Regions from separate parts of the Mus musculus genome. Here region 2 is linked to region 1. Evidence: chromatin loops called from intact Hi-C (ENCODE). Cell type or tissue: left cerebral cortex. All regions are shown on one strand. Region 1 has its middle 12 kb from the start of Gm11728. Region 2 overlaps Mgat5b (mannoside acetylglucosaminyltransferase 5, isoenzyme B).

What was found. Peaks named below come from ENCODE experiments on the same cell type or tissue, not always from the same donor. Only the 100,000 strongest peaks of a DNase experiment are listed, where the experiment ranks them.
Region 2: it touches region 1 in a loop (1.9-fold over the local background); 3 of 42 quality-filtered maps call a loop at or near these places.

The regions. Positions count from the first base shown.
Region 1 is chr11:117,027,463-117,029,962 of GRCm38, forward strand. No RefSeq gene overlaps it. Among named protein-coding and RNA genes, the nearest start is that of Gm11728, 12 kb to the right of the region's middle. In left cerebral cortex, a CTCF peak has its summit at 1,556; DNase peaks (open chromatin) are centred at 305, 1,542 and 2,271; H3K27ac peaks cover 2,057 bases.
Region 2 is chr11:116,934,157-116,936,656 of GRCm38, forward strand. All of the region lies in intron 3 of Mgat5b (mannoside acetylglucosaminyltransferase 5, isoenzyme B), which reads left to right. Gm33829 (a long non-coding RNA gene) reads left to right here. Exons shown (of 2, transcript XR_389169.3): 1 at 1-1,210; 2 at 1,928-2,396. Among named protein-coding and RNA genes, the nearest start is that of Gm33829, 3.6 kb to the left of the region's middle. In left cerebral cortex, no CTCF peak of the experiment used is centred here; DNase peaks (open chromatin) are centred at 953, 1,935 and 2,280; H3K27ac peaks cover 1,368 bases.

The sequences.
Region 1 (2,500 bases):
GCTGTCTTCCCCTAGGACTTGCCACCTTCCGTCTTGAGACTGTCCCTATAGCCTGAGTTTATGAACGTGGTCTGTGGGTTAAGGGTCCTGTCAGCAATCGGCTTAGTGAGACACTGAGCCCTCTGTCCTCGTTGGTGACACCACAACAGTGTAGTTTGGAGTTCGAGGGAGGCAGGGAGCATCATGGGATATGCAGGCATAAGGAAAAGGAGGTCGTATGTCTCACTGAGCCTGTAACTCAGCTCCAGGAATCCTTGAGTCTCCACCCCCAGCGCTAGAATTACAGACACTACAGCTGGTCTTTTACATGCGGTTGGGGATGAACTAGCACTTTACAGAGTGAGCCACCCTCCCGACCTAACTCTCACTGACCACGCCCACCACACATTATCACAGAAACCACAGGCCATGGCACCTACGGGGCTCTCCATGCTCCTTGCAGGGCCCACCTCATCCTGCCGGTTTTCTCTGTACTTCTCAGGCTCCCTCTCCACCCGGTTCTTGTCTTCCTCTTGCCTCAGGGCCCTGGAGAGGTCTGATCCTTATACCCGAAGCCTGAGCGGCTCCTCAACTTTGCGCACTTTGTGACCCTTTCTGCCTTGCCAAGCTAGGGCCTCTCTGTGGACAGACAGAAGCTGTGCAATACTTAGAGCTGCAGAAGGCTTCCTGGGTCGGAGGCATTTCGGTGGAAAGGGCACGCTGATGCACCTGGCCACGAGCCGCATGGGGCCAGGGAGCGGGCGGTCTAACCGTAGTGGGCACTGGGGAAGAAGTCTGTAGTGGCTTGGGGGAGACCCTGGTTCTCCACCGAGGCAGCTAGGAGCGGGGAAGGAATTGCTTTGCTCTGGTTTATCCAGTGTCTATCTTAGACATGGCTTGGCACACACCAGGCCACGCTGCCGTTCAGGAATGCCCTGAGCGCAGCACCAGGCTGTGGACAAGGACCCCTGACAGGGAGCCATTGAGTACCACCTGCCGCTCAGGAGGGCCCATCCCCACCGCCAGCCCTCTGCCCACTCGGGACATGCCAGGCCTCCACCCCTCAGTCCTTTGTCCTTCTCTCTCCACAGCTCAACTCCCGAGTAGAGCACCCTCTATGTGAAGCTGCCTCAAACTTCCACCCCTTGTCCTGAGACCTGTAGCCCTTTGCACCAGCCTCCCTTGTGGGTACAAGGCCATACAGTGGGCACTCATCGGGTCCCAAGTGCGAAGAACAGGGCTCACCTTGTGTGAACCTCTTACCACCCTGGCATTCTGAAGTGGCGCAGGGCCTCGGCGTAGCTTAGACCGGGATCCAAAGGTAAAGTCCCATGGTCAGAAATGGGGGTGTCATTGAACCTCTATATCTTGTCCGGTTGCAGCCCGTGGTCTAGACTTTCACAAGTTGCACCTTTATAGCTTCGGGTCCCTCTCATCCCGACGCTGAGTTCCCAGGTGGCCCAAGTACAACACCACACACTCAGGGGCTGTGTTTCACGCCATCACCAGGACAGATGGAGCCTGCCGCTGAGCTGGTCTCCCAGCAGCAAGCAAGCTCCCTCTGGCAGCCAGCAAAAAATAGCCATCTCATTTGCATGGAGTTGCAGGAGGGAAGAAGCAAGAACAGAACTTCAAACAAAGGGGAAATTTCAAATTAGAGAAGAAAGGCAGTGAGCAGCCAGGCCCTGCGGAACACGGCTCGAGCCCAGCCATTTAGCACGCTTAGCTGGAGATGCAGCCCAAGTCAATACAACAGCGGGCACATTATCAGCATTGCCACAAACCATTATTCATTATCTCTGGGGCTCATTGACTCTTCTCGGGATTCAGCTGTATTTTAATCAGTCACATTATGGGGGGAAGGAAATGTCCCCTGGAGAAAACTGTGGCGTCACGCCATGTGCCAGCCAGCCAGCACACCGGGATGGGGATGTTCCAAGGTGCCGTGATGTCATGTGGCATCGTTCAAGTTAATCTGGGGAAAAATTAAAGGGAGCAGCACCTTTCTCATCTTGTACGCATTTCCTGAGCGCTTTCCATGGTGACCTTGACCTTGAGGGAGAGAAGATCAGGTTCTCTGGGGCTGGGAAGATGGTTCAGTTGCTAAGAGCTTCCTGCAAGTGCGTTAGGACTTGAGTTTGTACCCACACTTCTGTATCATAAGCCAGATGTGACCAGCATGTATCTGCAATCCCAGCAATGGGGAGGTGGAGATAGCGGCAATCTCTGGAGCTCACTGGCCAGTTAGTCCAGCTTCAAGTTAAGTAAGGAACTCTCAATAGGTGCATGCTCCTCCCCACATTTCCTCCAAAAAGGGATGTGTAGTTGTTTGCTGGGTATGGCAGCACATGCCTTGTCTATACTCAGGAGGCCGAGGCAGAGGATCATAAGTTTGAGGCTAGCCTCAGCTAATTAGTGAGAGTTTGTCTCAAAATCCCAAGAACCAAGCAAAATAATTACACAAGGTTGTTGTACCAAGCCTCAAAGTTCCAGGGCGTTTGTTACTGGGGTGGTAGGCTAT
Region 2 (2,500 bases), 93 kb before region 1:
GCAAAGGCCCTGGGGTTGGTATGTTGAGGCAGAGAGGCAATATGGAGGCTGATATGACAGAGAGTGGTGAGTGAGGAAATGGCCAACAGGAGCAGGTCACGTGGGCTGTGCCTGCTACAGACACTTTTCTCAGGGCCACGAGTAGCTGCTCAGTTACTTGTTTATTTATTTACATATTTATGCATGTTGCTTTGATGTTTGATTGTGTGTGTGTGTACTGTGTATGCACATGTGTGTTTGCATGTGTTAGGGTGCACACATGTATGAGGGTGTATGAGTATTTTCCAGCATTTGGAGGACCCGGGGTGCCTCTCTTGATTGCTTTCTGCTTTCTCTGTTGAGGTGGGGCCTCTCTGAACCTCGAGCTTACCAACTCCACTAGTCTGTCTAGCCAGCTTGCCTTGGGGACCTGTTTCTGCCCCCCCTGTGCTGTCATTACAGGCGGTGGCCACACCTGCCTGGGCTCTACATAGGTTCTGGGGACCCGACTCTGGGCCCATGGTTGTGATGTAAATGCTTTCTCCGCTGAGCCACCTCCCCAGCCCGTAGTTTGGGTGTTTTGGGACAGGGTCTTATGTAGTCCAGGATAGCCTTAAATTAGATACGTACCGGAGGAACTTCTGAGCCTTCTGTCTCCACCTCTGAGTGTGGAGATTATGGGAATGCTCCACCAGGCTTCACTGGATTTAATTGTGTGTGTGTGTGTGTGTGTGTGTGTGTGTGTGTGTACACACAGGTGCCATGGCATGTGTGAAGATCAGAGAACAGCTTGTGGGATCAGTTTTCTCCTTCCACCAGGTCCAGGGATCGAACTCAGGCTGTCAGGGCTGGGGGCAGGCATCTTTGCCTACTGAGCCGTCTCACCAGCCTGGATTTTCAAATTTAAATTTAGTTTTGTGTGTGTGTGTGTGTGTGTGTGTGTGTGTGTGTGTGTGCGCGCTGAGATGCAGGGTTGAATGGATTTATTTAAAAATATATCTCTGACTGCTGTGTAAAACATGAATTATTCTTTGGCAAGGGCAGAAGCAGAGAGACTGCTGGGAAGAAGGCAAGGGGACTAAGGTGCCTGGTTTCCTTGGGCTCCGCAACATGAGGCAGTTTTCTCTTCTGGGTGGACTTCATCACTTTTTGTGTCCCCTCAGGCCCCTGTCCCTGCCTTGTGGCTCAGCTCCATCTTCTGTCTAGGCCCAGGAACCACCACAGGCCACAGGTGTGTTTTTCAGGGGACAGATGCCACCCCCATGGCCCCTGCTCAATGAGCTGCACGGTCAATGGTCCAGGGCAGCAGATTGCACATTCACTGACTGGCTTCTTTCAGAGCTGGCCTACCCCTCCCTCCCTCCCTCCCCCCCATCCCTCCCTCCCTCCACTCCTTGCCCTTCATCTGCTCCCGGGGAAGGAGGGAGCCCCACGGGTGGGGGAGCATGAGCCACCTCCGAGCTCTGTCTCTGGGAAATAGCAGCCATCCATCATGACCAGCGGAGCCCATCAAACTCCACAAGCAGAGCTATAAATTGCAGGGACACCGTGGCTTCAGGACCCAGGGAGAGAGATGGGGGTGCGCCAGGGCTCGTGGGAGTTTGCGGTCACATCCACTAGCCCCTTCCCACCCCAGCCACCTGGGGTTAACCATGATTGACCAGGCAGAGCTACAGAGGGCACCCCGAGGAAGCCCTCCCACCCCTGCTAGCCATTTTTGCCACCTGCCCTTGGATCCTCGCTTCAGAGTTACCTGGGGCTGTCCTCCTCCTGCCCTTCTGGAAGCTTCTTAGCGTCTTGCTTTCCTCCGTGGCTGGTGTGTCCTTGGGGAAAGCGAATTTGCTATTTTAGCCTAGGAAAACATAATTAGGAAGGCAGCTTTGAGGCAAACGCCACTGTAATCTGCATCCTACAGCCAAATAGCTATGATCTTTGAATTTCCCATCAGGCTTCAGCGGTGGCGGGCGACAGCTCTGAAGTTGGCGGCTGGCCGCAAGTACATCTGTCTCTTGACTGTTCCCTGGGTCTGTGGAGTCTGGGCTGGGGACTCCAGAGTAGGGGGAAGGGTACCCAAGAAGCAGTGAGGGACTGGGTGGGGGGTAATTACAGACAGCAGCTCCATGCCTGGCCTGGCCTGGCCTGGCCTGGCCTGGCCCAGGGCTGTGAGGTGTGGTACCTGAGCCTGAGCCAGCTGTGCACCTGAGATGACCATGTAGGGAGGGGCTGCTTGACATGTGGCGATTACAGGTGTGTGCCTCTGTGCCCAGCCCTCAATGCGAGGATGTGAGTGTTAGAGTGGGGAGCTGTGGTTATAAATAGAGCCATAACATAAGTGTGGAGAATTCTGCTTAAAGTGCAGGAAGAAGTCACAGCCACATTCTTGTTGGGGAGGGAAATAAAGCCTTTTTTTTTTCCAACTGCGTTGGTGGCTATGTGGGGGTTGGGTTCGGGAACTGCAGCCCCAGGGAGGTCAGCCTCCTGGGTGTGTCTGTGAGTGTGAGGTGGGCATGTTTCCCTCTTA